2 separate regions of the Mus musculus genome follow, and region 2 is linked to region 1. A link is a contact called in ENCODE Hi-C or POLR2A ChIA-PET data. All regions are on one chromosome and are shown on one strand. Each heading gives the region's core, a stretch centred on a gene start or an enhancer-like site at or near the end of the contact. The rest is flanking DNA. Distances are from core to core; before and after follow the strand shown.

Region 1 (3,112 bases), core at 455-2,954:
AGGGGCCTATCTACTGCAACTTCCCTTTACAAAGCTGATGGAGAAACCTGTATTAGGTCCAGTGTGCCGAAGAGGGAACAGGAACCCAGAAAGAGCCTGAACTTGACTTCCTTTCCCCATTAGCTGGACTCTACGGACCTCTGCAGGCAGGTCAGGACTGTGTGACCGCCATGAGCTCAACCTGCAAAAGGTGGACTGGGACCTCATTCAGCAATAAACTGGGAAGCTGGACCTACTAGGACGATGACGGACACAAAATCAAACCCGATGGCTTTTTTCACAGGGGAAGGCAGTCTCCTGGCAAGGACATTTGCATTGCAAAGCAGTCCAGCTTTAGCCAGTGGAGGGCAGTCACTCAAGAGGGGGCTGGGCAACCCAAAATCCAGCCACCTCCCGCAATCAAATCCAGGGAGTGCCTGGAACTGGGCTTTCCCAGCCAAGGGGAGAGAGCCAGAGAGCCCTGGCTGGCCCAATCTCTCAATCGTATGACAGCCACAGGAGCCAGCTTGGTGGCAAGGTGGCCTGAGACACCCTTACTTAATCCCTTAAAGTGAAAATCTCAGTCAGCTCTCTCCATACAAATCTGTAAAACGGGTGACTTGAAGAGTGCACGCAGGGCCCTAAAAGGTTTCTGGCTGGTCACCTGCAGACAAATGCCAGGCGCTCTGCCAGCTCACTCAGACCTAAGTCCTGCTTAGAGCAAATCTTTCCCCAGGCGGGCCCCTTGCCCATCCGTCCCTAGCTGAGTCTTCCACATTTGCCAAGTGGCTAGATCTCACTCATCAGCACTCCCCACCCTCCCCTGCAAACGCGAAAACCTCAATGCCTACCTGGACGACAAGCTGACAAAATCCCCGCCATCCAGCAGCCGGACCTTGCAAAAGAGGACCCCGTTCACGAAGGGGACCGCAGTCAGCTCCTCCAAGGTGAAAGTGGTTTGAAATTTAAATTTCTTCTTCTTCATCAAAAAAGCCATGAGCAAGTTCCCTGAGTCTGAAGCCCGCAGGGCCAAAAAGAAAAAGAAAAGAAAAAAGAAAAAAAGAAGGGGATACTAGAAAACCCCAGGATTCCTTTCCCGACACCACACCCCCCTCCTCAAAAACACCAGAGCTGGATCCAGTCCAGATGGCGGCGGAGGCTGCGGGCAGGAGAGGATCTGAGTTCGGAGCCCCAGGTCCAGTGAGCCGGCTGCTCTCACCCTCGGGGAACCCGGGCTCCACTGACATGTAAACAGCGAGGTGCGGCCCCGGCAGCGGGGGCTGGCGTGGAGGGCGGCTCGCAAGCGAGCAGCAGCATCCCGATCCGCGGGGCCCGGCGGACCGGTGAGACTGACGGAGACGGCCGGGCGAACCGCTGGAGACCCGGGCGGCGGCCCCGCCTCCGCCCCGCTGGCTGCCGTGGGAGGTGCCCAGGCGACGCACACGCCTCCGCACCTGGCGCACCGCGGCCTGCGCAGGTGAGGCCCCGGGAAGCGGAAGCCACCTCGGCGACCGACCCGGCTCTGCAGGGACCGCTTCGGGAGGCTCTGCCGGGCCGGGAACGTGTGCCGGTCCGCCTCCCGCTCAGTCCTGGGACCTACGCCGCTCCTGCCCTGCCCGAGTCTCAGGCGCCTTCCGACCCGGCCGGATGGCTTCTGCCTCGGTTAGCACCGCTGGAGCACAGCGGCGCCGTCGCCCGCACCTCCGGACGCAGCCGGCTGAGCCCGACGCAGCTCGGCGCTGCTCGGAGAATGCCGAAGCCCCGGCGCGACCGCCCGCGGAGCCGCGGCCGAGAGCAGCAGGGGCGGGGCGCGCGAGGCTCACAGCCAACCTGCGATTGGACAGGCCGACTGTACGAACACGAATTTCTATTGGCTGGCGGTGGCGTGGGGCGGGGCTCGCGGAGGCAGGGCCAGTTGAGGGCGCTCGGATTGGAGCGCTCGCGGGGCTGGACCCGCCTCCTTGAGAAGCGCGGTGGGGGGGGGTGCGGAGAGGCGGTGGGAGGTCGCGGGGTGTGGGGGCCGGCACTGGAAAGAACGGGAGGAGAGCGCGAGCCCAAGAAAAGGAGAAACAATGACTAGGGGAAACAATCTGGAAACTAGGGCTAGAACGGCCTGCCCGGATCCCGCCAAGACCTGAGCTCAGTGAGCAATGAAGCAGGCTGAGGAGGTAGCACCCCTGTTCTCAGGAAAACAATCGCAGAGGTGTCTCAAGACCTATGCAGGTCTTGCTCGCCTCTAAAAATGACAAGCATCTGTCCTGGCTTTGCCGCTCTTGAAGATCCATTGGAGCCCGGCAACCTTGTGACTCGGCCTGCCTGGTTCCAGGCTGTTATCTAAGGCTTTTGTTTAAAGTTTCCCGATAGTTATGGCAAAGGACACCTTGGGGACCTCGTACTCTCCAAACTATCGGCATTTTATGATTCTTTTTATCCAGGCCGCCAGTGTTTAGGAACTCTGTCCTGAGTCAGGCAGGCACCCAGTGGAAAGACTGGATCTGAGAGTCTGCTGAAGAACTCAAGTAGGGAGGTCAGAGGAGGCGTGTGCTTTCGGATTGGAACGGAAGTTCAAAGGATTCTGACACAAAGCCGGCCAAGCATCGGGGTACAGGCAGTGGCAGTCACTAGAGGCCTGCTGGCCCGGCAGCATGGTACTCAAAAAGTTTGTGGAGTATCCCTGGATGAATTCTAATTTGAGAGAACAGCAGATCAGGCTAGAATCTGGCCCAGTCTTGTAGACCAGAGCAAAGAAGGAGGCATCTCCTGGTTTTTTGAGCTAGATAGTGACTTGATTGTTCTGGCATCAGATAACTTGGAGGAAAGAAAATGGGGAAATGGGTGAGTGAAAGGCCGTTTTTGATCCGGGCAGGAGATAAGTTAAGGTCTGCTGGACTTCCCTGTGGAAAATTAAAGAGAGTTGGGCTGATTGGCATTTGAGATGTAAATTCTCTGCCGGACATCATGTTTGATACCATGCATGATATCATGTTTGGACATGTGCATGAAGACTTCCTGAGCTTACATTTCAGAAGCATGGGTGGCAATCTCTGCTCCTCATAATTGTCCCATAATGTGGAAAACGCAGTCAGATTGGAGATGAAACGAACCAATCCATCCAGACCTCCCTGATGTAGCT
Region 2 (3,112 bases), core at 375-2,874, 35 kb before region 1:
AGTCTAAGCAGATGTACAGCAGGTGCCAGCATGTGGAAGCACGCTGCCTTCCAGACACCCTGCCCCAGATCGGGAGACTTACCCACAAATAGGAGCAGCAGGAGGCCTGCGGCCAACGGGAGGAGGACGGCGTAGGCGCGGGGCAGGAAGTATTTGTGGATGACATGCTGGCTGTCAATGAATGGCTGGCACCAAGGGCAAGAGCTCTGGTGAGTACTGCTCACCTTACTCAGCCCCAAAGGGAAGCCGTCCCACCTCCCCCTGGCAGCACTGGATACTGAGGGCCCACCTTGATAGCATCCCCAAGCGTGGATATGTATCATAACAAGAGACCCACCATATTGTCTCTGTATTGTTGAATACTGCCTGGGCCTTGTGAGTGCTGGAAACCATCCTTTTTGATTTCTGAGGCCCTGGCTGACCTCACCAAGCTGCCCTCCCCCCTTCTTCTGCCTTCTGAGAACTCTAGGTCTTTTAAAGAGGTCTTTATTTTTTGATCATGCATTTGTGCCTGTGAGTCCAGGTGTACTTTCATCCAAGCCCTGGATCTCCAATCTAACTCCTAACACAACTTAAGCAGCAATGGCGTTCCGTTCCAGGGACTTTTGCTGGGTCTCCTGGAGCTGGAGTTACAGATGGTTGTAGCTGGCCATGTGGGTGCTGGAACTTGAACCCCAGTCCTCTGGAGAATCAGCCAGTTCTCTTCATCACCGAAGGTCAGCCCACCTAACTTTCCTCTCTGAAGGATACCAAGTACTGCAAGATGCCCCTTTCCAAGCACAGTGTACTTTAAAACAATAACTAACAAAATTTCCCACATTAAAGAGAGAGGCAGAGAGAGAGAGAGAGAGAGAGAGAGAGAGAGAGAGACTTGAGATGTTAATAAACTCCACCGGCGACTGCTACACCCAGGAACCTGCTGGCTAACCAGGAGGACAAACACAAAATAAAGCCTCACTGTGCGGCAGTTCAGAGGCTGAGAAACAGCCTTCTCCCCGAGTCTTAGCCTCCTCATCTATAAAATGTAGACACCATCTGCAAGCACCATAGTGTAGATTTCGTGAGATTAGAGCTAGCTAAACATCCAGACGCTGGCACACAGACGCTGATTAAGTCGCGTTAGGAAACTGGCTTAGAGATCCAGAGCAAAATGAAGGTGAGCGGGGTGGGGGTGGGGCACACATACCAAGAGAATCACCCAAGTGGTGTAGTAGGTGAAGATGATCAAGCTAACGGCGACAAGGCCAAATCCTACTGCTTGGTCTGTCCCGGTGGCCTGGAGAAAAATAAAGGCTCAGCAGGCGAGATGGCTCGTGTACAAGCACTAACGGAGGGTCGGAGCAGCCGGTTTACACTCCAAACCTCTCATTCATTTAGAACCACGGAGGGCTTACTAGAAGTGGCTCTCGGGTTTAGAAAGCCACGTCAGGCCTCGTGTCACCTGTCTGCAAGCGGTGGAGAGAGCGATCTGGGTTTGGAGAGCCCAACTCCATCTCCCAAGGAGACTCTTACTCAGAGCCCCGACCCCTGGTACCCTCAAATCACACATGTACTCCACCCCAGGCTCACCATCTCTCCAGCGTTCCGCCGGAGCAACAAAATACATCCGGTTCCTGGTTTAGGCCTTTCCGGCTTGTAAATCACGTGACACGCGGAGACTCGTCTGAGCTGACGTGCGGGCACTTTTCCCCGCCCTCCAGTGCATGTCGGGAAATGTAGTTTCTGCAGGGAACTGTAGGGCCGGGAGCTCAGACTTTCAGGTTTTTGTGGCTACATCCCTGTCAGACCCTTCCCAAACAATAATCATTTAAACATTATCCTACAGTCCCAAGCCAGAGTGAGATGTACCCCAGAGTTGGAAGTCCCGGAAAGGGATAGATCATAATGAGTTGGTTGTTGAAGCAGACATCAGAATTCAAAGGCTCTACATTCTGGCCTTGAAACTGTTAATGGAAGAGTCTGTATAGAATGACCACCACTGGCCTGGCCTATGAGAATTTCCACTGGTTGGCTTCCTAGGGAACTTTCTAGGCTTCCCTTCATTGTCCACTGCCAGAGGTTTCAGAATGGCCCTCTTAGAACCAAGGGGCGCTGGGCCAAATTATCTTTCATGCTTTTCTTCTGTTTCTCACCCAGAACACTACTCTCATGGCATATGGGGCTAGCTGCTGTAGATCCATTCTTCTCCAAATGCTACACCATGCAGGTTATCCATTTCTGCAACCAGAGGCAACAGCTCCCTCTTTGTGCCCTGACAGGTATTTTTAACCAGTTTCTTCGATGATTAGGACCAAAAGTGGGGCTTTAAGATCCCCGAATTGATGCTGGGCATGGTGGTGCATTTCTGTAGTCCCAACACTCTGGAGGCATGAGGAGTAGTAGGTCTCCTTAAACCTCATGGCTAAAGGAAACCTTATAAATACCAAATAAAAACGTTTTATTCTTTCCCCAAAACCAGAGTGAGACACCGTCTCAAACAAGAAGAGGTTCAGGAGTAACAGGTGTTCTCCGACCTTTGTCAAGTGCCCATTCATATTCATACAAACATGTGTGGACATATATGTAATATGTATGTGTGTGTTTGTGGTGAGCATTATGACTGGGGTCAGACTGGAGAACACTAACCTACTTTCCCCAGCATGTCATCTTACACATACATGGCTAACTCCTGTTAGCAGCCCCCAAGTCAACACGGTGATGAGAATGAAAAGAAACACCAACAAAAAGCAGTAACAAAAACATCGGCATTTAATTCCACCCCCAAACCAAACATTGACACTAGGCTGATTTCCCCATATGACATAATTTTCTATTATAAGCTGAGACAGATATGAACAGCCCACGGAATGGGGTGCAGTGGTAACCTGGTTAGAAAGGAATAACACAAAAGCAAATTCTCCCCACAGAAGAAGATGGGCCTGCTCATCCTGCCAGACCACGTGGTCAGCTGTAGGGTAACCAGAAAAGAACCCTAAAAATATTGCAGATCTTTTATATCTCTCTAATAGAAACATTAAACTGTCTTACAGGTCCCAAACTGGCATTGCATAGACCAATTCCTTTTCAAAAATACCTCTAATATATCCTCTATCTTTGTATATAGAATTTGAAG

The links. Hi-C counts contacts between places; a loop is a spot of excess contacts on that map. ChIA-PET counts read pairs that join two places held with the same protein, here RNA polymerase II (POLR2A).
Region 2: a map of left cerebral cortex shows a loop between it and region 1 (6-fold over the local background). The contact joins the promoter of Dpm2 here to the promoter of Fam102a in region 1. A Hi-C loop is called at or near these places in 10 of 37 maps with a recorded cell type or tissue (gastrocnemius, heart, left cerebral cortex and 1 more). POLR2A ChIA-PET finds 5 or more read pairs at or near these places in 4 of 5 experiments (Patski and embryonic stem cell).

The regions. Positions count from the first base shown.
Region 1 is chr2:32,533,951-32,537,062 of GRCm38, reverse strand. It overlaps Fam102a (family with sequence similarity 102, member A), which reads right to left and starts at 1,704. Exons shown (of 11, transcript NM_153560.4): 1 at 831-1,704. The coding sequence starts at 976.
Region 2 is chr2:32,569,370-32,572,481 of GRCm38, reverse strand. It overlaps Dpm2 (dolichol-phosphate (beta-D) mannosyltransferase 2), which reads right to left and starts at 1,624. Exons shown (of 4, transcript NM_010073.2): 1 at 1,570-1,624; 2 at 1,187-1,276; 3 at 83-185. The coding sequence starts at 1,572. Fam102a (family with sequence similarity 102, member A) reads right to left here. Exons shown (of 11, transcript NM_153560.4): 11 at 2,732-3,112.